Regions from separate parts of the Mus musculus genome. Here all the other regions are linked to region 2. The links are chromatin loops, found by intact Hi-C in ENCODE. Cell type or tissue: left cerebral cortex. All regions are shown on one strand.

What was found. Hi-C counts contacts between places; a loop is a spot of excess contacts. Peaks named below come from ENCODE experiments on the same cell type or tissue, not always from the same donor. Only the 100,000 strongest peaks of a DNase experiment are listed, where the experiment ranks them.
Region 1: it touches region 2 in a loop (2.5-fold over the local background); 14 of 42 quality-filtered maps call a loop at or near these places.
Region 3: it touches region 2 in a loop (3-fold over the local background); 14 of 42 quality-filtered maps call a loop at or near these places.
Region 4: it touches region 2 in a loop (5-fold over the local background); 4 of 42 quality-filtered maps call a loop at or near these places.

The regions. Positions count from the first base shown.
Region 1 is chr7:105,545,046-105,553,045 of GRCm38, forward strand. Gm39063 (a long non-coding RNA gene) reads right to left here. Exons shown (of 3, transcript XR_869857.2): 2 at 757-920; 3 at 1-57. Among named protein-coding and RNA genes, the nearest start is that of Smpd1, 5.3 kb to the right of the region's middle. In left cerebral cortex, a CTCF peak has its summit at 4,210; DNase peaks (open chromatin) are centred at 3,137 and 4,244.
Region 2 is chr7:105,806,864-105,814,863 of GRCm38, forward strand. It overlaps Mrpl17 (mitochondrial ribosomal protein L17), which reads right to left and starts at 4,224. Exons shown (of 3, transcript NM_025301.2): 1 at 3,945-4,224; 2 at 3,587-3,655; 3 at 1-3,281. The coding sequence starts at 4,118. The coding sequence ends at 2,994. In left cerebral cortex, a CTCF peak has its summit at 4,402 (motif pointing left); DNase peaks (open chromatin) are centred at 3,809, 4,342 and 5,190; H3K4me3 peaks cover 1,424 bases; H3K27ac peaks cover 1,286 bases.
Region 3 is chr7:105,749,615-105,757,614 of GRCm38, forward strand. It overlaps Tpp1 (tripeptidyl peptidase I), which reads right to left and starts at 2,621. Exons shown (of 13, transcript NM_009906.6): 1 at 2,557-2,621; 2 at 2,368-2,439; 3 at 1,976-2,115; 4 at 566-716; 5 at 246-373; 6 at 1-98. The coding sequence starts at 2,573. It overlaps Dchs1 (dachsous cadherin related 1), which reads right to left. Exons shown (of 21, transcript NM_001162943.1): 17 at 7,973-8,000; 18 at 7,652-7,782; 19 at 7,285-7,568; 20 at 6,798-6,936; 21 at 3,375-6,455. The coding sequence ends at 3,844. In left cerebral cortex, a CTCF peak has its summit at 3,214; DNase peaks (open chromatin) are centred at 1,154, 2,059, 2,641 and 3,258; H3K4me3 peaks cover 1,134 bases; H3K27ac peaks cover 1,670 bases.
Region 4 is chr7:105,475,982-105,483,981 of GRCm38, forward strand. Cavin3 (caveolae associated 3) reads right to left here and starts at 6,216. Exons shown (of 2, transcript NM_028444.1): 1 at 5,795-6,216; 2 at 4,635-5,238. The coding sequence starts at 6,178. The coding sequence ends at 4,840. Gm36847 (a long non-coding RNA gene) reads left to right here and starts at 6,818. Exons shown (of 3, transcript XR_378395.4): 1 at 6,818-6,889. In left cerebral cortex, a CTCF peak has its summit at 2,050 (motif pointing left); DNase peaks (open chromatin) are centred at 2,036, 4,315, 5,143, 5,597 and 2 more places; H3K4me3 peaks cover 1,963 bases; H3K27ac peaks cover 3,322 bases.

The sequences.
Region 1 (8,000 bases), 260 kb before region 2:
TGTTCAGCCCAACCTGCCCAATTGGATCAAACTTCTGGAGTCTGAGATCAGGCCAGTCTGTTTTAAATAAATGTAAAGTCAGTAAAATTTTGGGAAAAGTTTCCTGGTGGAAATTATTCCAAGTCCATGTACACAATAAAGCTCAAGGCATGACTACTTCAAAACTCTTCTGCACAGTACACATGACCATGAAGATGACTTCTTTAGCCTAAAGGCCTAGGACCTGGTGTGGTCTCTGATTGAGATCATGTAGAAGTCAGCAAGCTATAAAGTACATATGACATCTCCCCTAAGCGGGAGCTAAAGATAAAGGTCTAAGGAGGGAGAGGGGAGTCTGGGATAAACATTCTTTGGGATTTGGGTGAGGAGTGGCCTAACAGATAGCAAAGGTCACCAGGTCATTAACAACATCCACTCCCAGCCTTCTAGGTGGGAAACAGGTATTCTTTTCCTCCCCTAGGGAGGCAAGCCTGTGTGATTAACATTCCTGGTTTCTCCAGTGCTTATCTGTAAATATTTGTGACTTCTCCTGCTAGGGAACCATATGTGGGTGCTGGGGAACAAAACTGGGTCCTCTAAAAGAGTGCTCTTAACTGCAGAACCATCTTTCCAGACTCCCCCACTCCCCCACATTCCCACTTCCTCTAACCTCCCCTCCAACCCCCTCCCTCTCCTCCCTCAGCCATTTTTCAACATCTCTAACTTCTTATCCAGGCAGATCAGAAGATGTTTTCTCTGTCCCTGCTTTCAAGTTACCTGTTTGTAAAGGCTGGAAAGGTGGTTTTGTTGGCTAAGACTATTTGATATTCAAGCAGGAGGACCAGGACAGGAGTTCAGATCCCAGCATCCGTGTGACAAGCTAGAGTTTCCACAAGCACCATCTCTGAGGGAACCAGCTTTTGGTCAGTGCCATGGTCACCCTGTACATACAAATGTAAATTAAAAAAAAAAAAAATGGAGCCTTGTTTGCAGGTGTGACAGTGGGACATATTTCCCACCTTTACAGTTGAAAAGGTCAGCTCAGGAACTTTGGGAAGGTCATGAAACAAGTGCCCCCCCAGAAGGGAGAGGCTAAATAACATTTCTCACACCACAGGGCGGAAACTGACCTGCAGGAGGGAACGAGTTCTGCAGGTCGGACCTTGCCCATCTTCAGATGAGGGAAGTCCTTGTCACCTCATTCCCTAAAGGCCAATCAGTTTAAAGGATGCACTGTTCCGCCAATCATATTGTGCCTAATTGCTGATGCTCTATTCTGCCCCTGGAAACCATATAAAAACTCGCTGAACAGGCACTGGGGGTCACTGCCTCTCCTTCGGGTCTGGGACGAACGACCCCAGTGCACTGGAACAATAAATTCCTCTTGCTTTTTGCATTGATCCTGGCTTCACATGGTTCACTTAGGGGTCCCCTATAAGCTAAGGCTCCCTGGAGTCTTACACAGTCATGCCTAACCTCTGAGACATGCTGTCTGGCAATGTCACAAGGCATCTTGAGATCTGGAACTATTTCCTAAACTGCAATAAATCTTGGGATCATTTAGGTCTGTCTCTGACAAGAGTTTCATAAATGGATGTGTGGAAAGAGGATAGAATAGAGTCATATGGAGAGAGGTATAGGCAGAGGTAGTAAGACATCACTACTGAGATTAAAATAGAGGCTTGTACAATCAGAAGAACCCTAGGCCTTGATTCCTCCACCGATTAGATATGGGACTTAAATCAGAATGTCTCTGAAAGGTAATTTCTGAAAACTGGGCCTATTGGGAGGACTTGTGACATTTTATTAAATTATCTGGCCCTTACAGGCTTCTTACCCTTTGTTCTTTGTTTATTTATTTTTTTTTTTTCAAGATAGGGTTTCGGGCTGGTGAGATGGCTCAGTGGGTAAGAGCATTGACTGCTCTTCCAAAGGTCCTGAGTTCAAATCCCAGCAACCACATGGTGGCCACAACCACCCGTAATGAGATCTGACACCCTATTCTGGCGTGTCTGAAGACAGCTAGAGTGTACCTGAGAGAGGGGAGTTGATCGGAGTGAGCAGAGATCCTAAAAATTCAGTTCCCAACAACCACATGAAGGCTCACAATCATCTGTACAGCTACAGTGTACTCACATACATAAAATAAATAAATAAATCTTTAAAAAGAAAGAAAAAGAAAAAGAAAAAGAAAGGGTTTCTCTGTTTAGTCTTGGGTGCCCTGGAATTCATTCTGTAGACCAAACTGGCCTCAGAGTCTGAAATCACCTGCCTCTGCCTCCTAAGTACTGAGATTAAAGGTGCCACCACCACACCTGGCTTTTTTTTTTTTTTTTTTAAGATTTATTTATCTTATTTTACGTGTGTGGGTATTTTTCCCAAATGTGTATGTAAATGCACTACACGCATAGCTGGTGACATGAATCCCCTATAACTGGAGTTACAGAGAGTTATGAGCTGCCACATGGGTGCTGGGAATTAAACCCTGGTCCTCTAGAGGAGCATCCAGTGCTCTCAATTGAAGGTCTGAGTGGGTGTTGTTTGTGGTACTGACATTAGACCTAGGGTCTTTCTCATGCTGGGCAACTACATGGGTCAACGACATCCCTATCCCTATCCCTATCCCTATCCCTATCCCTATCCCTATCCCTATCCCTATCCCTATCCCTATCCCTATCCCTATCCCTATCCCTGCTTTTGCTTTTTTATTATGAGACAGGGTATGAGGTGTTCAGGTTGCCCTTCAACTTGAGTTTGTAATTCCCCTGTTTCAGCTTCCTGAGTAGCTGGAATTACAGGCCTTTGCCAGCAGGTCCAGCTAGACTGGATGCATGGATGAGGTCAGAGAGTTACTGCAGTTAGGGTGGGAGCTGTCATGTGTGCTCATAGCTGGCTGAAAAGTACTTCCAGGGCTCAGCCTCTTCAGATCTAGACATAGGGAACAATGTACAATTCTCTGGGTTTATCAACTGCAATTCCCTTCGTTCAGTCCCCAGGGTTGAGTAATTCTTTTCTACATCAAGCTCCCATTACACCTCTCTGAGTCACTAGAAGTGAGGAGTCCACATGGGACGGCATGGCTGCAGATAGCAATGTCTCAAGACACAGGGGAGGATCTCACGCCGAACACTCGGTGAGAGACAGCGCTGAATGGAGAGCCTCCTCCAGCAGTGACTAAAAGATCATCTGTGAATACTGGTGACACAGTGTGTCCACATGAGTGTGACAGGAACCAGCTGGTGTTGGCTTCTCCACCTCGTCATGCTGGCTGATAGAGGAGGCACAAGCTGCCCAGTCAACTTGAGTCCAGCTATGACAAGACAATCACTCTGGTTTGACCCTCTCTTTTCAGACCCACTTTTCCTTACTCTCAGATGGCTGAGGTCTCTCCCCTTACCTCTCCCCCAGGGTAAGGGCAGACATCTGAATTACAAACTTGTTTGGCAACGCAGATATACACTGCATGTACAAAGCACCAAGCTAATCCTTATACCTTTGTTTCTATCTATTTCCACCATCATAGTAATTCCAATTTTCTCCAAGATAGTGTGACTAATTTCCAATTCAAATCTAGCACAGAGCTTAGCTGGGTGTGGTGGCATGCAACTTAGTCCCAGCACTTGGGAGGCAGAAGCATGAGGAGTTCTATGAGTTTGAAGCTAGCCTGGGCTACAGATGGAGTCCAAGCTAGCCAAGACTACATAGTGAGACCATGTCTCAAAAAAAAATTAAACAAAACATAGCAATTATTTTCTATTAAGACTAAGAGCACAAATCCTTCAGGTGAGCATACTACTGCATACTCTTACATGTAGATGGGAAAGCTGATACAGATAATGCATAATGAACAAATGGCAGTGTTCTAATAAAACTTTATTTTGGACATTAAAATGCAAATTTCATATAATATTTTCCCTCTCTTCTCCCTGCCCTCTACAGATGACAGGTGACATTTAATATCAATTAAATCATGCCTTGTTTACCATGGTCACACACACACACACACACACACCTATACTCCCAGAACTCAAAAGGTTGAAGTATGGTTTGTTCAGGACCGTGCGTGCAGTCCTGTTCAGTCAGTGGCAGAACCAGGATTTAAACCCAGGAGGCCTGAATCTAAAGTTCCCCTTTAGCACGACAGAGGGGAGTCCACATTCAGGGCGTTGGAATTGCCTGCTTCTAACACACGTTTAGTGCACTAGTATTCCCTAAAATTTCCACAGGAGGGAAACCTTTCCCCACCCAAACTCTAGGCTGCTGGTTTTGGCAATCTGGATTTAATTTGTAGTTTCATAGGCAGTTGAAGAGCTGATTGGCCCTCTGCAGAATTTACGTTGGTCTCCTGACACAGAGAACCCAGATGCTATAAAGGGGCACTCAAACAAATTATCCCAAGTTAGGGATTAGCTCCAATGGTAGAATACTCGCCTATCATGAGCAAAAACCCAGGTTTGAAATCCAACACTGCACAACACCCAGGCCTGGTGGCATACTCCTGCAATCCCAGCCCCGGGGAGCTGCAGGCAAGAGAATCCTAAGTCCAGGTTCATCCAAGATACAGAGCTATGAAGCCAGCCTGAGCAACATGAAACCTGAGACCCTACTAAAAAAAAATAATAAGACAAAGACAAATTACCCAAGTTTAACTAGAAAGTCTTCAGCCCCAACCAGGAGACCCATACTGACCAACCACTCCCAGCTCCCAGAACTTGACAATTAATTCCTGTGTTGTCTGGAACTATATATGCCTTAGGTCTTTTCCTTTTTAAGTTTTATTTACTTTTATTTTATGTGTATTGATGTTTCCCCAGTATGTATGTATGTATGTATGTATGTATAGCACATACATGCATGAGGAGTTCAGAAAAAATAGAGAATTCCATTGAATTGACTGAAGTTATGGAAGTGAGGAGCCAGGTGGGTGCTGGGAATAGAACCTGGTCCTCTGGAAAAGCAACCCAAGCTCTTAACCACTGAACCATCTCTCCAGCCTTCTAAGCCTTAAGTCTTTATACAACAACACTTCCCCCAAGTGATGCCCACTGTTCAGTAGCCTAGGAGACTTCACAAAAAGGTTTCCTAGGTCCTAACATGTTAAAGAATAAGATAGTTCTCAACCAGTCTCATTACCAGCCTTGTTCATAATGATATAGATTTTATTTATAATGGAACTCTCTCCCAAGACAGACACTAGGAAGCACTGTGTGCAGCCCAGATTCCTCTCTGCCCATCAGAGTGCTGCTACTCTAAGGACCTTGACCCTCAGGACCCTCTACCGCTAAGAATCACCTTGTCTGAGGCTACGCCCTTTCCAAAGGTAACACATATCCTATGACCGACTGGTTTAGGGGAGAATGGAGATTCAGCATCCTTAGTTTTGCTTGGAACAGCTCTGACGGTTGTCTCTTTAGAACTTGGCTCTGTAGAGACACTATTCCATCCCATCCTCTTTTCTTCCTTCTCTTTTCAGATGCTGATTCTGAATGCAGCCCATAGTAACTCCCCTGCTCGTCCAGCTCTAATTTGTTGTCCTGAGAACCTCCAGGTGTCAGTGCTAGGAGCCCTCTGAGAAAGCAGGTGCTGGAATGGCAGGGGGGTGAAGGAGATGGGTCACTCAGCCCCAGCTGCCAACAAAGACAACATCCATCACCAGCTAAGTGCTAATCAAGTCGTAGAAAAGAATGCATTGGCTGGTTCAGTGAATTGGAGGTTTTTAGTTCTTTTGTTGAGACAAGGTCTCATTCTGCAATCCAGGCTACCCTGGTGCTTCCTATCTAGCTCATGCTGGCTTTGAACCCAGAGAATTCTCCTGCCTCAGCTTCTCATGTGCTGGGAGCCACGGCATCTGGCCTATGAATCAGTCTTTTGGAAAATGCAAGAGAAATGTTAATTATAAGGAAGAGTGAATTGGCTAGCTGTTGCTCAGCCCTATCAATAGTCTGAGGAGAAAACAGGTGAAAGCAATTCATCTGCAGAAAGTTTTGAAAATGATGGTCGAAGTGAGAGAGAAATGCTTTAATTGACAGAAGTGACTTTAGGCCTTCACAAAGTGGATATTAAGAAGATGTGTATGAAGACAGGGTCTCCACCAAGTTACTATTCCACAGAGTCTCCGGGGACATGTGGTTTATTAAAGCAATGAGAAATGTAAGTTGAAGGAAGAACCAGAATGTCCCAGGAGATCATAAGGGTTCCTCTGTGCAGGCCAAGGCTGACCTAAAGAAATACCACTGCTTAGGTGGCCTCCAAAACAGACACAAGACCTTCTGGTGGTGGCACATGCCTTTAAACCCACCATCTGGGAGGCAGAAGCAGGTGGATCTCTGCCAATTAGAGGCCAGGGTGTTCTACAAAGTGAGTTCCAGGACAGCCAGAGCTACATAGTGAGACTCTGTTCAGGGCATGGGGGTGGGGGAGGAAACAGACAGAATAAAAAAGATAAATAAGCCGGGCGTGGTGGCACACGCCTTTAATTCCAGCACTTGGGAGGCAGAGGCAGGCAGATTTCTGAGTTCAAGGCCAGCCTGGTCTACAGAGTGAGTTCCAGGATAGCCAGGGCTACACAGAGAAACCCTGTCTCGAAAAACCAAAAAACAACAACAAAAAAAAAAAAAAGATGAAAAGTAAGAAAGAAAACAAAGGTGTGATAAAACGTGTTATCTCACATTGGTGGCAGTGGGTTTGATGACCTCCTCAGGACCACCAACCTTCTCGGAGCAGGTATTTGTGGTTCCATTTACTGTCAGTCTCCCCTGTGTAGACACACCACCTCCACCTTAGAGCCCCAGGAAATGTACTTTAGAGTGGTCCTCACTTCTTGAAAGTGTCGCTTTCATCCAGCCAACAGAAGCTCTGCAAAGCTCTTTCAGCATCACGGAAACACCTTCAGCCTAAGATATGCTTTATATTCTTTATAGGTGAATATAAAGTTACTAAGTGTGTTGGTATAAGATTTAAATCTGAAGATTTGGGGCTAGAGAGATGGCCTAGCCATTTAGAGCATTTGTTGTTTTTGCAGAGGACCCTAGTTTGATTCCAGGCACCCACACAATGCCTAACAACCATTGGCAACTCCAGTTTCAGGAGATCTGTCATTTTCTTCTGACCTCTCCAGGTGACAGGCATTCTCATAGTACACATATATGGTGCACATTCATATAGGAAGATAAAATACATAAATATATAAAATGAATAAATCTAGTTTTTTTTAATTTGAAGATTCAAATAGTCACAGATCAGAAATATGCAGGGTGGGGAGTGCCTATAAGAAACATGTACAGACTTTTTCCTTGTTAACAATACAATGTAACAACTACTGCTATTATTAGGAATAAACAGGATTTAAAGTATCTAGATGTGTATAGCTTATATGCAAATGCAGCACTACTTCTCACATGTTATGATTATAGGCATGTGCCACTCAACCAGCTCAAGAATAGCAGTATTATTGCTATTTGTGGGATTGTGTGAGAATTGAAAACTAGTCATTACAAAGCACCTGAATTAGTATTTAGCACATTTACAGAATTTGATAAATTAAGCTTTTTGCCACTGTGGATATAATTCCTCTTTTTAATTTTTTGAGGTATGGCTTCATAGCAGTCCAGGGTAGACTCAAACTTCTCAAATTCACTTTGTAGCTAAGGGTGGCCTTGAATGTCTGATTCTCTTATTTCTACCTCCCAGGTGCTGGGGTTACAGGAGTATACCCAACTCTTTCTCTATTAAAAAGGAGGAAATGAGCCGGGCAGTGGTGGCACGCCTTTAATCCCAGCACTTAGGAGGCAGAGGCTGGTGGATTTCTGAGTTCGAGGCCAGCCTGGTCTACAAAGTTAGTTCCAGGACAGCCAGGGCTATACAGAGAAACCCTGTCTTGAAAAAATAAAAATAAATAAATAAACAAAGCCAAAAGTCCCTTCTATCCTGAGAATTCTGAATTAAAGCTTTGTTAGAAGATTGGCTGGCTCCCGAACTGTGGATCCTGGGGCAAGACATAGTGAGATCCTGTCTCAAAAACA
Region 2 (8,000 bases):
ATCAGAAGAGCCACGTGAAAGTTTGTGTACAAGTTATGTAGGTCAAAGTGGAGCCTCTGGATGACAGGGACTGTGTGAACAAAGTGTAAAGGGACCTGTGCCAGAAAAACCACCCAAATAAGGTGTGTTCTATGCTTCTACAGCATGAGCTTGAGAGGCACCACGTAGTGGAGCATCAAGCAGATGCTTGATTAGTAGGCAGTGTAAGAAATCTGGACTTTGTCCCATAAAAAACTGGAAATCTATCAGGCAATTAAGATGACCACATTCCTATCATGACAACTTTGTGCCTGGGACATCCCACTAGGAACAATTGCATATTTGCTAATGGAGATAAAGCAGGACATGACTCCACTTAAGATACAGGGATACAGTTACTCGGTTTAAAAATGATAGGTAGGTATTGGGTTCATAGTGCTAAACTTTTAAGTAAGTGTGTTAGGTTTTTTGGGTGGGTGAGGGACATTAGTTTGTCAACCTTATTGTAAAGAATTGAAACCCTCCCCCCCAATCCTTACCATGAGTATGGCAATATGTACCTTCAATCTCAGCACAAGGGAGGCAGAGGCAGGAAGATCTCTAAGTTCAAGGCCAGCCTAGCCTACAGAGTGAGTTCCAGGACAGCCAAGACTACACAGAGGATCCATGTTTGTGTAGATCAAAATCTGGAACTCGATGTGGAGAACCACTCTTTCGAAGCGATGAGAAGGGCTTGGCTTGGTATTTAGGCAATGTCTACTCAAAGGCAGTTATTTACAAATACAGGCAGATTAACAAAGCCTTCAGTAGATGTCTTAGGATTTGTCAACTTTGGGGGGCCAGATTATTAGATATGTAGTGCCCTGTACAACTGTGAGCTCCTTGACTGCTGATGCTTCACTTTTAGCCAGGGTCAGATTTACTGCAAATATGCTTGAAGTATGCAATCTCTAGTATGTAAGGTGATGCTGGAGATTCGGATGCTTCTAATAGAAGGGGTAGAGATACAGCTCAGAAGGCACTTGCTACTAAGTCTGATGACCTGTCTTCCATACCTAGGAACCACAGGTTGGAAGAACTTGGGAAAGCTGTCCTCTGGCCTCTATCTGCATTCTGAGATGCATGTACCCTCCCTACTCAATAAAGAAGTATAAAACATTTAGGGAAATATTAAAGCTCCAAATGGTGGGTGTTCAAAAAAAAATCTGAGAGCCCTTTCATATTTTACCTGTTGCAAAGTCTTCCAAGATTTGGTTTTAAGGGAAGGGCTTTTCCTAGAACAAGTCATGACTCAGGCATCTAACTTGTAAATGCTCAAAAGATAGGAAAAGGGATAAAGATTTACAAAAAACATGTCAAGTTCTATGCAGAAGGAAGAGTGACAGCTCTGCCGGGACCAGGTGATTTAGTGTAAGCAGCTGTAGGGCAAAGAGTCTTAGAATAGTGTCACTGAAGCTAATGTCTTTCTGCTTCCACAGTGACCTTCTACCTTCAGGTGCTGCACTAATTGTTCAGGAGAACTTCTTTCCATGACTCCCTGGTCAAGTCTCTGAACATACAGAACAGCAGCCAGGATGGGTCATATCCCATATTTAGTGGATATAAATAAGCTCCATGCTTCTCACATACCCTGGCCATTCTGAAACAGGATTTCCTCTTTCTGGGTTCCCACAGAGGTCCACTTTTGGCAACAAAAGCTTCCAGGAAATTCCCAGCAGGCTTAACTTTCTAATGCATCACTCTCTATCAACCTTCCTCTTCACACCCTCTAAGAGGAAGGAACTTATCCGGAAGGCCAACATCCTGGCAGATGCCTACAGCCCTATCTATGATCAGGGTGGTGATACATCTATTTGAGTCCACATTCAAAACCCATTCAGACATTGAGTGAAACAAATGTGACCTTGCCTAGAAACAATTCTCAGTTTTAGGGGTACCATGTTATTTGAAGATTCCTGTACAGAGGCTCACACAGCTAGTTATCAGGAAGCAATCTCTTGGGACTGAATGCTTGCTCTCATAGTAGCCTGTCAAAATCCTGTTAAGAAGGGGGTTAGAAGCTCAGGCGGCTGCACCCTCCTTTGTGGATGGACAGACAGTGGTACAGCCATTGGTAAGACACACACATGCTCCTGTAAGCAGGACTAATGAAACTCGCCAGGACATAATCACACACATAAAAAGACATCAAGTGGAAGGGGGACTAGTTGAAATAGGCAGGACAATAGGGTGCATGCATGTGGTGGTAAGCATGGTCAAAAGACATTGGTAGATATGTATGAAGATGCCAAGGTGAAACCTAGTCTCATAGGATTCATAAAGATTCTCATGTATAACTTATAAAAGCAAAAAAGGAATTCCAACGGTGGGTCTCTATGCTGGACGTCAGCCAGTCACCATAGGAAGATGGTTTGGAATCAAGAGGTACAGGGCCCATCTAAATTAGTGTTGAGATAAGCAAACTGAGCCAGGAGGTAGTGCCCCATACCTTTAATCCTAGTACTGAGGAGGCAGAGGCAGGTGGATCGCTTAGTTCAAGGCCAACCTGGTCTACAAACAGAGTTCTAAGACAGTCAAAGAAACTGTCTCAGAAAAAACAAAACCAAAGCAAACTGGCACTGTGTGGTGGTGAACACTTGGGAACACAGGGACAGGAGGACTGCTGCATGGTGGATATAGTCTGGATTACACAGCAAGATCCCCTCCCCTCCAACAAACAAGCAAAACTAGACCTAGAATTTAGAACCTAAGTTGTGAATTTACTGTCTTAGGAGGCTGAGCATCTGGATGCCTCTTACTTTCCATAAATCCTAGGGAAGGACAAGAAAGTCAATATCTTATATTCATATTAAGACTTTTATCTTCTGTGCAAAGAGGATCGTGTGAGTCAGCAGGGAGGTCTGGGTCTCATTATGAGGGGGCTTTACAATGCTACTTCCAGGCCTCACACACTACACGAGCTCCAAGACCCACGAACACGGGCACCACACCTATGCACCACTCTCCAGCTCCAGTTAAGTCTTTGGTGTTTGAACTGTACAGGAGCTGTGGAGGCTTGCGTCCTGGTTATGGTGCAGGTCCTGCTGCAGTCCCAGGAGCAGCTGGTTTAGGAGAGTAAGGTTGCTGTCTCTGTGAGGCAGAGGCAGGGGAGGGAGGTAGTTCCCTTTATATTCTATCACCGCCATCTTGGCCCGATCTTGCTCCTTCCGATTCGGGATCTGTAGCATTCTTGTGTAGTTCCCATTCTGACCTTGGAACCGAGGCGCTAGCACTTTAAACAGCTTTGGGATCAAGTCCTTCTCCTAGATGGGGAGAGTTAATCAGAAAAAATAGTCACAACTGTAGAGGCATTTAACTATAGATTATTCCCAGAGGTAGGGTTCAAAACCATCTTCACAGGCTTTCCCACCACCCATTCAGGTACCAAGTTACACAGAAACACTTACAGGAAGTTATGCGGATGCTCATTTTACCCAAGTCAAATAAGAGAAATACGTGTCTAAGGTAGTTCGCAAGTCTGGTACATAAAAGAATGCCCTGCCTTCAATCTGCCAGGTACCCGGTTCTCTAAGGATTCCTTCCTCACTAGCAGGTAGGGAGCACTCACTGTGAGCCAGAAGTCAGCCATACGCATGGCTCGTTCGTTGGTGTCGCCCAGCTTTCCATAATCGATGAGCTGTGAGGACAAAACACATGGATGCAAGACGAGTCAAGAACCGAGGCGCCCACCTTACTCTTCTGTCTTACCTTCATCCAACCATCCCACCAGCTAAGCTAATTCTGGGCGCTCCTTCCTTCGGAGCCCCAACCAGCCTTCCATTTGCTGCGCAGGAGTGACGCGTTCAGCTGAGTGCCACACGGGAATTCGCTACCGTGGAAAGTTCTCCCAGCGTGGCCCTACTCCCCACACACGGCCAGAGCGGCGGTCTGAGGCTGGACCCGGCGGTGAATAGCTTGGCTCTCACCTTCTCCGCGTAGCCCCTCATCTCGTCCGCGCGTGCCCATGTCGCCTCGATGCGTTCGTGGCGAACTAGGCCCGTGAGCAAGTTCCGCAGCAGATGGATGCGGGACTCCGGACCCAGGCCCAGGCGGCGGTAGACGCGGCCGTGGGAGATAGCGGCAGCCAGCGACAACCTCATGCTCTCACCTCAGCCCCTCCTCTCGGGGGCCCGGAAAGGGAAACTCCGAGCTGTGTGTGCGCGCGCGGGGAGAGGGGGAGCAGAGGGGCGGAGGCACGTCTCAGAGGACGCATGCGCAGTAACTCGGCGCGTGGCTACCGCGTTTGCGCGTGCGCATCAGAGCCTGCCTAGCTGGCAGTCTGAGGGAGGGCGGCCCGACGTGTTGACGTTTCTGGAGCGACGAGCTGGGCGGGCCTCAAGGTCTGCGGTGCTCTGTGGCGAACTGGGATCTCGGCGCCCCCTGCCGGGTTTCTCTTGCACTGCGTCGGCTGGCTGGGGCGTTCTTGGAGGAGGCGCCTTCCGGGCGGAGCATGCCGGGAAAGTGAGTACCTGAGGAGAACTGCGTCAGAGGGGTGGGCCTGTGGTGGAATGTGGCGCTCTTGCCTGAGGAGTTGCAGTCCTGGCTGGTTTTGTGACGATGCCAGTTTAAACCCAGTCTTTATTAGTGATAGTGAGATAAATTATGTCCAGGAAAGCTGCAGGTATTATGTTCTTTTATTGACATAAATAAAAACCTAAGTTAGCACTAAAAGCTAAAGTAATGGACAAATACCTGACATTTAAAAAAAAAAAATTATTCTTTTCTCATACAATATACCCAGACTGCAGCCTCCTCTCCCATCACTCCTCCCAGCCCCCACTCTCCTTTCTCCCCTTTCTCCCCCTAGAAAAGAGCAGACCTCCTAGGGACATCAACCAAAGCACAATAAAACCAGGCACAAGGGGGTGGGGCAAAAAACAAACAAACAACAACAACAACCAACAAAAAAACAAAAACCAGGCACAAACCCTAACATCAAGTGTGGACAAGGAAACTCACTAGGAGGAAAAGAGTCCCAAGAGCAGGCAAAAAAGTCAGAGACATCCCATCTCCCACTATTAGGAGTCCTCCCAAAAAACCAAGCCAACAAACTATAACACATTTGCAGACAACCTAGGGCAGAACCTTGAGGGCTCCATGATTGCCCCTTCTTTGAGCTTCCATAAGCCCTGCTCAGTTGATTCTACAGGCTGTCCTCACCTGTGTTCGACCCCTCTGGCTCCCACAATTATTCTTCCTTGTCTTCTGCTGGGTTTCCCGAGCTCCAAGGGGCGGGACCTTATGTAGGCCTCCAACCCAGGTTCTTTCTCCTCTTAATGTTTGTCAGTGGGCCTCTACATCTCCCATCAGCTGCAAGAGGCAGCCTCTCTGATGACGACTGAGTTAGGCACCAATCTATGAATCTAGCAGAATATCACTAGGAACCATCTCATTGAATTTTTTTTATTTATTTTCGGCACTACAGTTTGGTTCTTCCCTAGGTCTCTGGGTGGATGAATACTTTTTCTTAAAAAAAAAGTTCTGTGTGTTTGTGTGTGTGTGTGTTCCCTTCCATTGCTCAGCATCCTTATGGCTCTTTGAAAACAGTTTTCTGGGAGGAATTGGGTGAAAATATAGTCTAGCTCTAGTATTTAACAAAATGATGATCATATTAGGGCTTATTTAAAATGAATTCATCACAGTTGGAGTTACTAGGACAGAACAAATAACACATTTCAAATGGAAAAGGAGTAATTTTTAAAATAGTTTCATTTTAGAAAAATAAGTTTATGATCATATACAATATGAAGAAGTTGAGGTGGCTCAGCGCTAAAGAGGGACCCAGAGTTTGATGGAATCAACCTAACCCTTCAGATGGTGTTTCACTCTGGAAATAGTGATGAGCAGTTTCCAACTTGGCTTACATTCTTCTTGGTGTTCTGTCCCCTCCCTGCTTCATTTCCTTGTATTCTTAGCGAGGTGAACTGCCTGTTGCTGAAATTATAAAGTCCTTCAAGGTCAGAGAGGAACTGATTCATGCATTTGGCCTTCTTTCCTCTTTCCTCTTGCCTCTGCCATCAAGCCCGCTGCACTCTGTTTTTTTTTTTTTTTTTTTCTTTTCTTTTCAAGCAGTTCTTGGCATCAGCAATAGTGTTTGGGTTTGGTGTCTGTAGATGGTATAGATCCCTAGGTGGGGTGGTTTTGTTCCCACATTTCTATGTATGTTCTTTTGGGTCTAGGTTACCTAACTCAGGATGATATTTTCTAGTTCCATCCATTTGCCTGAAAAATTCATGAAGTCATCATTTTAAATAGCTGGGTAGTATTCCATTGTATAAATGCACCACATTTTCTGTATCCATTCCTCTGTTGAGGGACATCTGGGTTGTTTCCAGCTTCTGGCTACTATAAGTAAGGCTACTATAAAGATAGTGGAGTATGTGTCCTTGTTATGTGTTGGAGCATCTTTTGGGTATGTGCCCAATAGTGGTGTAGCTGGGTCTTCAGGTAGAAATATTTCCAATATTCTGAGGAACAACCAGATTGATTTCCAGAGTGCCTGTATCAGCTTGCGATCCCACTAGCATTGGAGGAGTGTTCCTCTTGGATTGCAACCCAATAGGAAAAACAACAATTTCAAGTAACTGGACCCAGCAGAGCTCCCAGGGACTAAACCACCAATCAGAGAGTATACATGGGTGAGTCCATATACATATGTAGGAGAGGATTGTCTTATCTGGCGTCAATGGGAGGGAAGTTGCTTGGTTCTGTGGAGGCTTGTTACCCCAGCGAAGGGGGATGCTAGAGGGGTGAGTACCTTCTTAGAGGCAAAGGGGAGAGGGGATGGGATGGGGGGTTTGGATAGGGGAGACCAGAAAGGGGGAACAACATTTGAAATGTAAATAATTGGGGCTGGAGAGATGGCTTGGCAGTTAAGAGCACTGACTGCTCTTTTGAAGGTCCTGAGTTCAAATCCCAGCAAAGACATGGTGGTTCACAACCATCGGTAATGGGATCTGATGCCCTCTTCTGGGGTGTCTAAAGACAGCTACAGTGTACTTACATAAAATAAATAAATAAATCTTAAAAAAGAAATGTAAATAAATAAAATAATCAATAAAAGTAGTAGTGCAAATGAACTAGTGCAGATCTTATGTAGTAACATGATTAAATACCATAAACATAATATTCAGTAAAGGCAGTAAGTGCAAAGGACAATACTGTATTATTAAACTGCCTGTTTAAAACAAGATCTGATCTGTGGTGTTAAATTCCCCTTGGTAAGTGAAAAAAGGACAAGTGTTTAGAAGAGAGCATGGGATAGGAACGTGGGTGTATTGGTAATGTTCTATAACTTGACCTGGATGGTCCAGGAAGGAGCATGTTTGTCTTGTCGAAAAATCACTGAATGAAACATATATAATTTGCATATTAATTTTAGTATAACTATTGTATTTTAGTTAAAAATGTAAAAGAGACTATTTATACCTATAGGCTTATATTTTTCAAAACCTACTTTAATAGGGGTTCTTAAACACTTTAACCTCCCTTCCACCACCCACCAGTGGAAAGGAAAGGTTAATAAGGCAAAGAGCAATGTGGATCTGTTTAGAAATAGTTCTTTTTTGGGTGATTCCCATCTTCATTGTCAGGATATTAGCAGTTCAGTTCACACGAATCAGCGACAGTAGCTTGATCCACTCACAAACACCATTCACACATCAGCAGTGGCAGTTCAGTGAAGAAGAAATAGGCTCTGCCAATTGGCCAGAGTCTTCAGAAGCCGCAAGAAGCCTCTGGAACACCACCAGAAGGTCTTTGGTCCATTTCTCTCTACAAAGTCATGACAAAAGATGATCAGTGAAGAAGACAAGGTGAACCAATGCCATAGCATAGTCAGTGAAGATCAACATCAGGAAAGCCCAACCAAGACCAGCAGAGTGGCAAGGTAAACCTATGCCACACAGTGTCATTCACCATCTGTTAGGTTATATTTATACCCTTTCCGAACATCATGTGTTTTCTCAAGTGTCTGCTCTAGC
Region 3 (8,000 bases), 57 kb before region 2:
AGACGGAGTCACTCCCAAGTGCAGGCTAACAGTTCCTACCTGTTGTGGTTCTGGACGTTGTCTTGGAGATGAAGGGGGGAAACGGTGCAGCCCCCCCACTGTGGAAAGGGGTCAGGCTTAAGGAGGTCTTACAGACACTACCACCCACTTCTCTACTGGAAAGATTCTATGCCTCTTTTGGCATCTAAAATTCTTCAGCCTGTAGACCTCCCTCCCACAACTTCCACCAACTCCATTGGGTTTACCAAAATCCACATGAGGGGCCAAGGCCTGGGGAAGCTGGTAGGGATGTGGGGACCTTATAACATGGGTCTTTGTAGGTCCCCCTACATAGCGATGAAACTCAGCTCCTGGGAGCAGCAGCTCAGCCTGTCTGGAAGTAAGAAAACAGAAACCATGGGAAGGAGTAGAAGAGTTGGCCTGAGCCCCACTTAGCAGCCTGCCATCATTTCCGTATGCATTACCTATACCCACAGGCTCCCAGCACGCTTTAAACTCCCCCAATTGGGGTATTTTGTCTCCTTGTAGGGACAATGGATTCTATGGGGAAATCATTACTTCTCACCGGACACTCAGCCAGCAAGTCAGAAAGTCCTGGGTGGTCACTGAATCGCAGTTCCGGGCTCCAGCTGCTGAGAGCCACTTTTGGACAGTGAGGAGGGTCAGGGGTGATGGTTGAACCAGCTCAGCTACATCCTCCAGGGTTAGGTACTTTCCTGCAGGGATTCAGAAGAGGCTCTCGTCCTCATTTGAGGCTTTCCTGGGTTGTCTGTCTGGACCTCAATCAGAGGACATCAAAACTTCCCGAGGAGGACTGTGTAGGGCTAGGCATAGTGAGAGTCAAAGGGAAGAAAAGGCTCGAGAGACATGAAACGTCATGGCCAGGAAAAATGCACAGCATGTGTTACCATGGTCACAAAAACTCAAGGACGTTAGTAAACTTTCAATATCCCATTTTAAGCTTATCTTCAAAAAGATTTCCCCAAACTTTTGGAGCCAGTTATACAGAACCTTCTAATTTAGCTCAGCTCTTCATCCTTGTTGATTTTAAACAACATAACGGTGAGTCATTCTTTCCTGCATATGAGGAGCTTCTTGGGTGCTCTAAGGATGCCCCCCCCTCCTCTCGCCTCCATTCTACACACACACACACACACACACACCCTTGCCTCACCATACAGGACTTTAAGCAGGGGAAGGATTCACTCCAGCCTGAGCACCATAGAGAATACTCTAGAATAGAGAAGGGACTGTTCTGGGGAGTGGGGTGAAGGAGAGGAAGCTTCAAACCAGTCCGGGTACTGGGCAGTAATCCAGAAAGAGAATAAACAACTGAGTTGGTAGCAAGAGGAATGGCCAGAGTGGATTAATCCAAAGACAATTTAGGACTTGAACTAGCAACAGAGGAGGGTGTGGCAGTGGCTATGAGAGTGGGGTAAGGTCCATGACTTGATCATGCACACACACTAAGTGCTAGTCCTCCATTTGAGAGCTGGTAGGGTAAGTGAACATTTCAATCTAGATCTGATTATGAATCATGTGTTCTTAAACACAGCTAGCTACCCCACACCCACCATCTTCCTGGCACTTGAACCTAGGGTTTTTCATATGCTCCGTAAGCACCCACCCTATCAATGAGCTAGCTAGGCCTCTAAAAAAAATTGGTTTTAATGTTGACAATATTGCTACACTGCCCAGGCATGCCTTGGATTCAAAATCGTCCTGTTTTAGTCCAAGTAGCTAGGATTATTACCTCATGCTACTAGGCTTAGATTTGTTCTTAGTTTTAAGACTGAAGAACTCAGGTGGAAATTTTGGTGTGTGTGTGTGTGTGTGTGTGTGTGTGTGTGTGTGTGTATGAATATGGCAGTTATTGTCATTTGTCTGTCATACCAGAAACATGGCCCTACATGATCTGCACCAGCCAGTGCCTGCCTGGTCCTGCCTCCCACTTCCTGCCCCAACTGATAGGCACCATATTGAGGAGAGCTAGGATCCGACACAGCCTGCACCAGCTCCGAGAGTCTTTCCAGGTTCCGCTGTTTCAGCGCAAAAGTGAGACTCAGCTCTTCCTCGGGATCCACGCGGCCCAGGGACACCCAGCCTGGAGGCAGCCTACAGGGTCAGGGACATGATTTGATTAGGCCATAACGAGAAATCCAGATCATGGAAAGTTTGGGATTAAGAACTGAGACTTTGGGTCGAATCCTAGATGCAGATAAGGATCATAGGAGATAAATGACCAGAGATTAAGCCGAGGGGGTGTCGAATAAGGCTACAGAGTGGGTACTAGGAGCAGTTGAGGATGAGGAAAGCTAGGACCAAGCGTCTGCAGAGACAGGCACCTGTAGTACTAAATCAACTCACATCCACCGCTGGTCCGGCTCAGGGTTGTAAGTGCATTTGCCGGCGATGACGAGAGCAAGGAGCCCTAGGAGGCTGCAGGGACAGCAGGTGGGTTTCATCAGGAGCCGAACCCTCATTGTACTCCTTCTACAACATGTAATCCCTCTAATGTAATCCCCCTTAGCTACCCTCCCCACCTCAGTTTCTCACCGGGCTTGGAGTCCCATTTTGGCTTTCAGGCTGATCTGTAGTCATGTGATAAGTCACATGAGCATGGTCTGGCACCTCCCCCATCTCCCTGCCTAGTAACTAGTGACGTTGCTGACTCCTCCCTCCCAAATGAGCTGTTCTGAATGCTGGGGCTGCTATTAGAATTCTATGCTGTGTTGAGCATCTAAGCCCAGGGCTCCTCTTCACCTGCTGCCCAAGTCTGTCTGTCTCTAAAGGAATCATAAAGGAGTGGGCTCTGAAGCCCCATAGGTATGGGCTGCTCCTGGCCGTACAATATTAGAAAAACAAGCTCTCAGAGCCTAGGTTTCTTCACTTAAAATTCAGTGACTGTTACGTAAAAGAAATGTGCCTCATACTTGGGAGTAAAAGTGGACATTGCAATAAAGCAAGCCTATGGAGCCAAGACTGACCTGGCAGACTCAACTAATGTGAGCTCTTATGAATGTGGACATTTCATGTTTCCAAGGTGTGTGTGTGTGGGGGGGGGGGGTTGGGGATTTCTTCACTTACCTACTCTTAATAATCACCATATCTTATTCCAGACCCTCAGGCTTAGGACCCTAGACTGCTTCCTACTCTGTCAGTCTCTGCAGGAAACCACTGCAGTTCAAGTCCTGACCATGTTAGAGGGGAAAGCAGCAGAGATCCCAAGGCTAGGCTTCTGAGCTCTCAGTGCCAACCCTACTCCTACATGTCCTGTTGTCCGCCCTCCCTCTGGGCCTCCTTGGCTACTGTGCCAGGTATCCACAGTGCTACGCCAGTGACTTCTGGTTACCCTGACAGAACAGAGCCAGAGGCTGGATACAAACTGCAGTTTATTAAGGCTCCAGAGTGAGAATTGGCACTTGTTCTGGGCAGGGGCAGGGATGTCAGAAGAACCCAAAAGAGCTGGGCCCAGATTGGAGGGACCTCCCCATCCCCCTAACCCCCAATAAATAAAGTCTCAGCTCCATCGCAGGGCGCTGGTGCAGGGCAGGAAGTCTTGGCTGAAGAGAACCCAAGGCTGTTGCCTCATTCTTATTTCTCTCCACACTGGATCTGGCCACAGGTCATGACCAACAGGCCCTCTGTGGTCCTAGTGCTGAAGGAACTGCAGAGAAATGTGGGACCTGTCCCAGCTATAAGAGTTTAAGGTGGAGAGCAGGGGACTGGTGGTGGCCTCCCCATAGTCAGTCATGGTCCGAGGCTGCCCAGGGCAGGCTGAGAATGGGGCCTGCTTTGGGGACACTGGACGTGTCCCAGGTCGGGGCCCAGTTAGGGCCACAGCTAGATGCGCAGCTCTGTGTCATCCGGAGGCTCCAGGCCAGACTCTGTACTGAGTGCTGAAGCTGAGGGGCCCTGGGCTACCCCGAATGGTGAGACAACGGGAGAGCGAGCAGCCAAAGGAGACAGTGAGGGTGAGAAGCTGGGGGACATGGCAGCTGAGGAGAGGGAGCCTTCATGGCTGATAGGGGAGCGGTGAGAGGCTGGTGGGAAGATGGCCCGGGCTACAGCTGTGCTTGCAGGCTTTGGGGGAACAGACTTGGCTCCTGGGTGTGCCACAGCAGTGATGAGGGGTGGTGGGTCAATACGGGGAGCTGGAGGACACGGACGAGCTTCATCCTTGAGCCGAGCAATCTCTGTGAAGACACTGGCCAGAGGCTGGAACTGAGGGCACCAGCTCAACAGGTAGTCCCAGTTATAGCTGCCACGGAGCTCTTCCTCACCAGCCACAATGGCCGTCAGTGCTCCAGCTACACACGGCTTCCCGTCTGCTGGGAAGCCATAGTCCCCAGCGGGTGCAGGGCTCAGGCCACAGCCCCCCAGGAAGGCTGTAGCAGTGGCTGGAGGCCCCTCCTCTCGGTACAGAGTGGCTCCTGCGCCTGGCAGCAGCAACCCTGCCTTTCTGCCCTTGTACCAGGTGTCAGGGGCAGGAGGCTCACAAGACGTGTCACTCAATCCATCCGCATCCTGCTGGATGCCAGAGTCAGGGCCTCGAGCAGCCAGGGAGGAGGCTACACTGGCCACTCGGGGAAACTCGTTGATCATGCGGATCTCGTCATCCTCTGCAGCCTCTGCTGAGCCTCTGCCACTTGAATGTGAAGGGTCCAGGGAGCCGCCACGAGGGTAGGGACCTCCAGCTCCTGGGCCACCGTAGCTGGGAAGAGTCTGATGATACAGATGTTCAGAGGGTGGTGGACTGGGGGGTTCCCGACCCAGTTTCTGTAAAGAGCTACTGGCTATCGGCGCTGTCTGTGACATCGGGCCAGGGGCTGCCTCAGCCTTGCGGCTTCGCGCCCGAACAAGGCCCAGGACCAGAGCTGCCAGGGCAAGCACCACCACAACTCCCAAGGAGGCTGCCACAGCCCCAACCAATAGCAAGTTGAGGTCAGGTGCCAGGCCTAGAGCAGTGTGGGTAATATCCACAGTCACAGGTACTGTGGCACTCCGGGATCCAGGCAGAGGCCCTCTTGCTACTACCTCCAGCCTTAACTCCCGAGGTGCTTCACGTCGGGTCCGGCCCCCACCCCCAGAGGTGGTTGTTCCACTTCCTGGTGCGCGACTGTCCACTCGCAAGTACAAAGCACCTGTTGTCTGGTTGATACCAAAATAGGGGGAAGAGGTAGCCAGCGAGTAGAGCACCAGACCATCGGCACCTCCATCCTCATCTGTGGCCTGCACGTGACCCAGGCTGTGGCCTCGCTGGGCACCTTCTGGCACTTGGAAATGGAAAGATGGAGCCAAGAATACAGGGTCATATTCATCTTCTCCAGTAATCAGTACTGACACAGTGACAGAGGCTGAGAGATTCCCAGCATCGGCAGCACCCACTAGTAGACGGAAGCTTCCTGTGTGCTCATAGTCAAAAGGCACCCGTGCCCGCAATTCCCCTGTTGAGCTGTTCAGGGAAAATGCCTCACGACCCTCAGGCCCTGGCACTGCCTCCAACAGGCTATATCGGAGTCTACCAAAAGTCCCAGCATCCCCATCAATCGCGTGTAGTGTGGTCACAAGAGTGCCTGGAGGCTGATTCTCAGCAAGGCTAGTACTGAGCAGACTCAATGGGAAGGCCGGACCATGGTCATTCACATCCTGGACCTCAACTGTCACTGGTACCAAAGAAAAGTGTGTTCCAGCAGGGTCAGCTGCCTGCACCACAAGCTGGTGTTGAGCCTGGGTTTCACAGTCCAGAGGGCGGGATAGCCTCAAGGCACCCGAGTTCTCATCCAGCTCAAAGAGACCCAAAGGGTCACCTGAACTAAGAGTGAAATGCACAAGACCATGAGGTCCAGGGTCAGCATCAGAGGCCTCCACATGCAATAGCTCAGCTCCAACAGGCATGTCCTCAGGTACTGTCACACGGTAGGATGCTCGAGTAAAGACGGGTGGGTTGTCATTGACATCCAGCACAGTGACAGTCACTGGCACGGCTGAACTGCGGGGTGGCTGTCCCCGATCAGCTGCAGCCACAGTTAAATTGTACTGTGTCAGGCTTTCAAAGTCTAGAGGTTCAAGCAACACTAGGCAGCCCAGTGCTTGGGGACCTGGCCCAACACCGTCCCCGACCTCAGCCAGACGGGGTTCCAGCTGGAAAACTCGGCCCCGATTGCCACTGATGATGCTGTAGTCCACAGTAGCATGGGTGCGGCTTCCATCAGCATCTGTGGCCTCCAGGGTGAGCAGGGTGGAACCAGGGGGCAAATCTTCAGACACAGCAACACGGTAGTGTGGCAATGTGAAGCTTGGGGCATGGTCATTCTGGTCCTTCAGCTGCACATGCACTGTGGCCTGTGCTGTCCGGCCTGGAGCCCCATGGTCTCGGGCTTCCAGTACCACATCCACCACTCCTGGCCCCTCATGACCCAAGGCCATTGCTCCTACTGTTGTGAACAGAGTTCCTGAGATGAGAGGGGGAGGGGAAGAAACAAGCATTCAGTAAATGTCACTGTGTCAACAAGAGCTATTCTCCAGGGTCTAGGCAATGGCTTTGGGAGTTAGACTCGTGAGAACGGCTCATGTGCTGGGACAGCACGCAGTGTCCTCAGGTATTCAAAGTTCAGGAAACAGCTTTTAGGTAAACAGTCACGAGGGACTATTTATTAAAGATAGGATGGAGTGGATGCCCTTGCTGGCTCAGAGATCCAGAAATAATATGATGAAGTAACCAATTTTAGAACTAGGCATCAAATATAAACCAATAGAGTCAACAATAAAGGGATTAGATTATGGGGAAGACATACCATTGTTAGGGTCGACACGGAAGCCCTCAGCAGGGGAAGCCAGATGGTAAGATATGTGACCATTGGCACCCGAGTCTCTGTCGGTGGCAGAGACGGAGAGAATGGCGCTGCCCGGAGGGGTGTGCTCCAACATCATTACCTGAGGAGTAACAGAAAGTGTTTACAGCCAAGCTTCCCAGATGCCCTACTGTTCCCTTAGCCTAGGAGCTGGAGGTTGGCCCCATGAATTGTGCCTGGTGTTCAGCTTAGAACCATACTCCTTAGCGCTGACGTAAGAACTGTCCACCCTCTCCCTTCTCAACACTGGATGCAGAACTTGGATGCAGTTCCTAGGACCTGGAAAGCCAGCCTAAAATGGGACGCTCTCCACCCATTCCAACATTAACCCTAACATCCAGCCCAGTCCGTCCACTTCTGCCTCTTTCCCATTGCTCCAACAGGAAGAACCCCAGATCCAGGTATGGGGACATCCAGACAGAGCTGGTACCTGGTAGAGGCTTTGTGAGAAGGTAGGTACATTGTCATTGACATCTTCCACAAGCACTGTGAGGTTGGCATGGCCCTCATGAGGCCCATCATGTGCCAGCAGCTGTAGGTGGTAGTGGTCACACTGCTCAAAGTCCAGGGGGCCCGTGAGGGAGACACGTCCTCCATACCGGCCAATACTGAAGGGATCCTGAGGCCCCGATGGGCTCAGCACATACCATAGCACTGGTCCAGAGTCCACGTCATTCCCAGTCACCTGTGCGATCTCTGAGCCCAACAGTGCATCTGCAAAACCCAAGGGAAGGGTGATTGCAGAACTATCCTCACCCCAGGAGCCATTCGTACCTCTTGTTTCATGCGACCCTCACCTTCTGATACTCGGAGCTCCCAGGGCTGGGGGATGGTGGGACGATTGTCATTGGTATCGATGACCATCACTGTCAGGGTAGCTGAGCCCACCAGTGCTGGGCTTCCTCTGTCTGTGGCCATCAGTACCAGCCTAGACACAAAGCATAGTCAGGGAGCAGGGCCTAGAAATAGGAGGGAACCCTGGGAAGGGCAAGGAGGATTCAGGACAAAGCTTTGCATCGGGGGGGATTCAAGGTATGACCTGAGGAGCGAGAGAAACCCAAGACAGGCTTGACTACATACAGACTTGAGGTCTTGGACTCATGGGTGCCAGGTCTCACCGTGTTTCTGCCCAGATTTCCCGGTCCA
Region 4 (8,000 bases), 330 kb before region 2:
CACACACACACACACCACACACACACACACACACACACACACCACACACACACACCACACACACACACACACACACCACACACACACACACACACACACACACACACACACCACACACACCACACACACCACACACACACACACACACACACACACACACACACACACACACACTGATTAAGTAGAAACCACACCCAAACACCTGTTTTCACAGAGAAACCCTCTATTAATCGAGGAAGAAAAGTTAATGTCGCTGCTTTCTACCCCAGGCAGAAAAACAGCAACAAACGACCTTGCAGGTGTAGTTTTTAAGAAGAGAAAAAGGGGAGGTCTGCGTTCGAATGGGCTAGGATTCAGTGGTGTATCTTGATTGGGCATGTCAATTAGGTGAGCCAAAGAGGGGCTTTTGATTGCTGGACTCCAATACTTTGACAGCTGGGCTTTGCTCGGCAGTCTCAGGAGGAGGAAGTGACCAAATAAAGGCATATACCTTGGTGACTAGCTTTAGGGATGTAATCTAACAGCTTTTAGCAAGGCAGAGGTGATGCAAAAGAAGGTCAAGGTCTGCCAGAGCCATGTTTGCCAGGCCCAAGCTGGCTAGAGTACCTTCAATTATAGCTTGCAGGTCACCATATTAAACAACCCAGGACTAATTACCCAGAGGTGACATTGCCCACGCTAAGATAGGTCCTCCCACATCAATCATTAATCAAGAAAGTGACCCCACTGACCTGCCTGGAGGTCAATCTCAATTAAGGTTCTCTCTTTCCAGAAGATTCTACCTGGGTCAGGTTGACAGAAAACTAACCACTGCTGTCAGTTACGTTGTCTAAAAAGAGAGTTGATGGGAGGAAGATAGTGAGCTCCTGGACTCCGGGCTTTCTCAAACACAGACCAGATAAAAATAGACAAGACTGAGCAAGACACTCTAGTGGACACAATGACCTTGAGGGGTCTTCAGGACTGGGGTTATGAGTCCTCTACTTACAAGAAAGAAAAGCCCAAAGGATTTCCTGTATTTACTCAGGGGAGAAATTCCTCACCATGAGCGCATGTATTCTTTATTGCTGTAGAAGAAATATCCCATCAGAAAACAGGCTCGGTCACCTTACTTATTATCTTTATATGCTCTATGATCTGTCTGACGTCTCTCGTAGGCTCTGTGGCAAGATGAAAAATGTTCTCTCTGGCTTACTCGGCAGTTAGATTGCTTAAGGACATTAATGAATCTAGCAGTAGAGTTCACCAATCTTTCTTGAACTTCGCTATTTCAGCTGAATCATGCTGCATCAGCAAATACATCTCCATTTCTGGCCTAAAGATCTGAGAGCCAACCTCTGAAATTTAGTGGTCCATCGGTGTGTGTCCACCTGCTTACAGCAGCTGTGTCTGTCTGTGCTGCACTGTGGGGCAGCTGGTGCTCGGCCTGTGCCTCTCTGCCTTTGCATCTATAACCTCATTAGCAATTACTGTAACTGTGACAATTGAGAACATAATGTAACCAAGTGGCCTATTAAGAAACAGAGCTAATTTTGTTTTCATTTGATTCAATTATTTGCTACTGTAGACCAATTAGGAAAAAATGAAAACTAACATTCTACCTTCTTGGAAGTTCGCCAAGTCTTTGGGTTTCTAGAAATTTCTGGAAATTAAGAACCTAGACCTTTTGGGTACAAAATATTCTTCTAAGGCCTTCCTTTTGTTTTGAGTTAAAAGAGAGAAGTCAGGTGGATTCCTAGGGATTTGAAAAGTCGAGGCTTTATTTTTCCTGTCCCTGTGAGTGGCAGATTTCTGAAAGTAAAGGCAGCAACCTGGTGTGGTGTGGTGTGGTGTGGTGTGGTGTGGTGTGGTGTGGTGTGGTGTGAATGCTAAGGTTTGGGAGCCTGCAGGAGGAGCCTCCAATTTCCCCCTGTGCCCCAGACCAACAAAGTCAAGTGAATCAACTGTTCCCTTTCTGGAAAGTCAAACCAAGCTGACAGAGTTGTGGAATGTTGGATGAAGCAGCAGCTAGGACACTGGTACCCCAATAGTGACACCATGTGGTCAGAAGGAGCACCAGCAGCACAAAAACAATGAGTGGAACTTCCTCCAGTGCAGTTGTCAGTCTGGCAGAGTGGGGTGAGGTAGCAACCACAACCACGACCAGGTCATAGAGCATTGAGGACTGAGCAAGTAGTGCTCTGGACCCTGAAACAGGTGTGCCTTGCTGAGTTTTCTAGGAGATGAGATTTAGATCACGTAGCTCAACACGACAACATAGTTTCAGTACAATGAGAGCTCTTGGGGCTGGACCCTGAGCCCACATGCTTGTGTTTTCATGCAGTTCATAAGCATAGCTTGAAGGGAATTTCTGTATAAAACATTTGGTGCAACAGCATTCCCATAGTGACCTGTCACATGAGGTGAGGTGTGATCTCCCACTTGTGACATCATTTCAGTGCTCGGAGTTTTTAACCAGAGACCGTCTTGCGTGAGGACACCCAGCAAGAGACAGAAGGAACCAACTCACAAGAGGTCTTCAGGGACAGTGGGAAGCTTTAGCTCTATTGTGAAGGTGATAAGAGACAATAAGGGGGTGAATCGGGAGACTGGCAGGATATGGCAGGCAGTCTAACCCTGGTCCCGTGAAAGACTGCCTAAAAGGGCTACAGATAAGAATGTGAACGGGGAGTCAAGTCCATGATCATTGCTTCCTTGTGTGAGGGAGCGACAGAATCGTTTATCCAACCAGAAAGCTTAACTTTAATTCTGAATCATACTCAGCAGGGCCTGCCACATAGTAGGCACTCAATAGATGACTGTTGGTTTTGAATGGAGCTTATTCAAAAGCTATAAAAGAATATAGGAGCTGGAGAGATGGTTCAGCAGTTAAGGACATCCATTGCTCTTGCAGAGGACCTGGGTTCAGTTCCTAGCTCACAACTATCTGTCACTCAGTTCCAGAAGTCCCAGTGCTCTCTTCTGGCTTCTGTGGGCATTAGGCATACATGTGGTGCACATACATACATGCAGGCAGAACACAGAAAATAAACCTAAAAAGAATGTTTTAAATTAGAAAATAAAGGGCCAAGGATGGCCCCAGGGGTAGGAATGTGTGTGTGCATAAACCTGGTGATCCGAGTTCAGTTCCCACAGCGGGAAAAGAGAGCAACCAGGAAAAGTTGTCCTATAACCTCCACACATATGCAGAGATACAATGCTTCTGTTTGTTTGTTTAATATGATAAAAAACAAACTTCCAGAGTCACTGGGCAACTTCTGTCCCTTAAGTGACATAAGAGAGCAGGTTGTCTCCCAATCACATGCACGTCTTCTGTGTGTGCCATCTGGCCCAGAAGTACCCACTGGTGTCTCAGCCATTCCTCAGATCTAGTCACAGCACCCATAGCAGCTCCACCAGATGTGTGGGCCAGCTGCTATCTGTACACCCGTAGTAAGACATCATGAGCAACCAGCTGTGCTTCTGCCCTACCTGGCCAAGGAGTGAGAAGCTTGGCCGACTTCAAGCAGCTGGGCTTACACGCAGACCCCTTTCCTAAGAAGGTAGTAGCTAATCCATCACACACACACACACACACACACACACACACACACCGTGCCCACTGGTATTTATGATGACTGCGCTTGTGCTGGATATGGGAGTGCCCACATAAATGGTGGTGAACATCAAACATTCCAGAATATTTGAAAGTCCATGAGACTGACATGACATGTCCCCTCAACGGGGAATTAACACTGCAGTTTCTCTATTATGCATCAAGTGGGAAATTAATTCTGCATGCTATACTAACTACTGAGAAGATTGGTTTTTAAATTTTTAAAATGGGTGCCGGCTTTTGGCCTGAAATGAGGCAGATTGTGGCAGCAGGCATAGCATCCATCTGTCTGCTTTCTCCAACTAAGTCTAACCTCCTTCTTTTCTCTGTCTCCCAATAAGACTGACATACTATGGATAAATCAAGGGCATACTCCATTGATTAGATCACAAGCCATTCTAACACACACACACACACATACACACACACAGAAAGCTAGCAAGCTCCCAACAATGAGCCTTCAGGGAACCTTTCAGATTCAAACCCTAACAAGATCTAAAAAACATGGAGGTCCTATTTTTTTTTTATTTTATGCATTGACATGAAGACACAGTCAGTTCGTCACACTCATTGTGAGAGATGCTCGATTCTAGGAGGCCTGGATTCTCTCAACCTATCAGATTACTCATTTGGTTTTGAAAACAATGAGTGCTTTGTGTGCTTTGTTTTGTTTTGTTGGCAGAAGGAAAGTAGACCAAGGGCTGTTTTTGGATTGCTTTCTAAATGCACCCCAACCCAATGGTGTGAGCTGTCTGTGAGTGTCAGACACCAGAAGTAGGAAGAGTGCATTAGCTGACATTAACTAGGGCGTTTTCTTCAAAGAACTGCATACTGCCCCGCCCCAGGCCGGGCCCCAAAGTTGTACTTATGTGTCCCCAAGAGGAATGTATTTAAGCAGTAAGTGGCCAATATTTCTCCGTGCCAATGGAGGACCCAGGATTCGGTGAAAAGTGAGAACGTTTGTCATTCAGCCCATTCCTTCCCCAAGCCATGCGCATTGTCGCTCGCCCTTTCTCATTGAGTCTGGGTTAGAGAAAATTGCTTTTATTGGTGGTGAACCTAAATTAGGCTGAAAGCTCCTCTGTCAGAGGACACAGGGTTCAGACTGGAAAGCCAGGAAGGAAGCTTTGGAGCTGGGCAGTGGATGCAGGATTCTCTCCTTATTTGGATGTAAGTGCTGCACTCTATAAGTACTTATTTTGGGACAAGGCTTAAGCACCGAATGGGACAGGCAGCCCCAGGGATCAGGCTGCGCTCTCTATTTGAAGCACGGGTTTCTCAGGATCTTCCTTGGTAGGTTGAGGAGGTTCTGGCTCCAGGGCAGTCTCGAGCTCGGACTCCATTTCAGGCTGAGCTGCAGGCTGGCCTTCTGATGGGCCTTCAGAGCTCCGGACAGGCCCTACGCGTGGCGGCTTGACTGGTGTGGGCTGTGCTGCTTTACGACTGGAAAGAGCCCTTTTCAGGCTTTGAACTTTCTGTAAACCAGTGCGGCGCAGCCGCTGAGCCCTGGACTCCACTGGCTCCTCTTCAGAACTCTCTCCAACTTCATCCTCTGGCTGATCTGGGCCCAGCACCAACTGGTCCTCCGGACCCAAGAGCTCTGGGACTTTCTGGAAGGCGCGGGCTGGAATTTCAGTCTCCTCCTAAATGTGATGACACAGCTTTTGATTCTCTGATTTGACCCTGGCACTTAGCCAGGACCAGCCTGAAACTCTCTTGCCCGCCCGCCAAGGGAAGCTACTCCACCCTTTGCATCTGCACTAGGAATTGGGGCCAAAATAGAGGAATGGGAAGATGGGGGATGGGGAGGATGGAGGAGCAGAGAGATGAGCAAAGAGGGGGAAAGTGGACCTTGCAAGTTTGCAAAGTGGATGAAACCGTGTAGAGTGTAACAGCTGTATAGGCGCTTGGAGGAGGCAGAGTAACACCTAACAGTTAGTTCCATGTGGGTGCGACTGACCAAATCCGCAGACTGGCCTGAGTTAGGGAGGGCGTGGGTTGGCCAGGCTGGGAGTGAGAAAGGGATAAGGTCGCTGTTGTGAGAAAGTGGGTGCGGCTCTGAGAGTCTTCCACAAGTGAGGGCAGCACGCTGGGTCAGGAATGTGGAGATGCGGACGGGTGGGTGGCAGGAGTCCTTCCCTCGGTGGTAACCTAGAGGCGAGGGTTGGGGGCGGGAGAGGGATGCCTGAGGTCACTGACCTTGAAGAGCAGGACGTGCAGCTTCCCGCGCGCCACCAGCAGCCCGTGGTTGGCCTCCAACCGCTGCACCTGAGCAGCGCGACGCACGGCCCGCTCCTGGGCTGCGTCGGCGTGCGAGCCCACGCGCTCCGCCTTGGCCAGCAGCTGCGTCAGTGTGTTGCTGGTGGTGTCGTGGCTGCGACTCAGCGCACCCAGGCCACTCTGTATGCGACGCACGGAGCCCGCCAGGCCGCCCTGCCTCTCAGCCAGGCCGCCTTGCCGCTCCCGCAGAGCCTCCAGCATGGTGGCCAATTTCTCCAGCAAGGTCACCACGGTGACTGCGTGCACCGGACCCCCTGCGGGCGTCTCAGGCACAGGTCCGGGCTCCAGTGCGCTCTCCCCCATGATCTCTGACCACCGGGCCTGCTCTCCCTGAGACCGATGGCTGCGATCTGGGCTGGGGCTGCCTTTCCCCGCCTCCTCCCCTAGTTCAGGCCGTGACTCAGCCGGGCGGGAGTTGGCATCTTCCGCGGTGGGAAAAGGAGGAGGCCGAGCAAGGGGGCGGAATGTCCAAAGGGGGCTCTTTCGAAGGCTCCGCCCCGGGATCTGCGAGTAAGACAGTCCTGCCCAGAGGCACCTCTTTTCTGAGTTTGTGCTCCTTTTCCCCCATTTTCCTGGTGGGCTTCTTTCAGGCCTGTGTTCTTCACAGCAAAAGGCAAACCACTGAAAATTTCATTTATCTATCTAGTGATCAGAGAAGGGGGTGGGGGTGGAAGGCAGGGGTGTTAAAGGCATAGCCTAAGCCGTCAAAGCTGCTGAGCCCCAACGCTGGGCGGAGGCCTGTAAAGTTTGGAATGTTCTGCCTCAGACCCAAGACTGCCTAGGCCCAAGGCAGGGCTTTGTGTCTAGGCGGGCTGGGCGGGGCATCCTCTGATATTTTCCAGGTTTAGCCTCTGGCTTCGTTTATTGCTATTTCTTCCTACTGGACTGCGTTGTTCTTCTTTGGATTCCTGGAGGATAGCTCAGCCATGAGTTAGAATAAGTACTGGTTTGTCCGTTTTAATGGAGATTGGCTGTGGTTCCTGCGTAATGCCTTCAATCCCGTCTCCGAAATTGGTGAGTGTGAGGATTTGAAATGCTGCAGTAGCTAGATATGGTGATACATATTGAGGTAGGAAAATCACCAATTGGAGACCATGATGAACTACATAGTGAGTGTTAGAGTGGAAAATCACTACATAAAGGTTGATTCCTGAGTTCTGGTTGTGAAAACTTTGTTTTTATGTTAGAGTTTGATTTGCTCATCTTGGACCCGATATTAGCAGAGCCATCTGAGCCTGACAAAAGAACACAAAGAGTTTGAGCGGGGTTTCATGTCATTCAGGGAGGCCCTGAACTCACTGTTCAGCCAAGGATGGTCTTGAATGTCTGTTCTTGCTTCTGCCACCCAACGGCTGAGATAACAGTTGTGTGCCACCAAACCTACTTTATGCTGGTGCTGGAAATCGAACTCAGGCTCCTATGCACACTGGTCAACATCTTCAACGGAGCTACATCTTTGACCCTGTTTCTGTGTTTTTGAGATAGGGACTCATTGTGTAACCCAGGCCTCAAACTCAAAATCTTCCTGTCTCAGACACCTGAGTGTTGAAGTTATAGGTGTTCATTGACTGCCCCATTAGTTGGCTGAAAAGGCACAGCGTTAAGGATCAAACCCAAACCCTCAAACACGCTAGACAAGTATTCTGCCACTAAGCCATACCCCAGCCCAACAACTTGGAAATCTTTTAGATGTTTTTATTTATTTATGTATATGTGTGTGTGCATGAATGTGTGCACATGCATGTGCAAAGACCTATGGATATCAGAAGGTGTCAGATGCCCTCAAACTGTGGTTATTGGCCACTCTGAGGTATCCAATGTGGGTGCTAAAAATAGGATTCCTGTCCTATGTAAGAGCCTCAAGTACTCTTATTGGCTGAGCTATCTCTCCAGCTTAGACACACAATTGTCTTGGGTCGTCCAAAAGACTACATACATAAATAAGGTTGAGAAAAGCTTTAGTGACCAATTCTACCCAACCATACATCACTGTCTGGTCCGTTCTAGCTCTAGATGTTCAAAATGTGATGCCTATCACCAGTTCGTGGCTGGCGCTCTTAAAACCACAGTCAGGTTTAAATGAGCTTGGTTATACACCTGTAAATCTGGAACTAAGAATGGCACA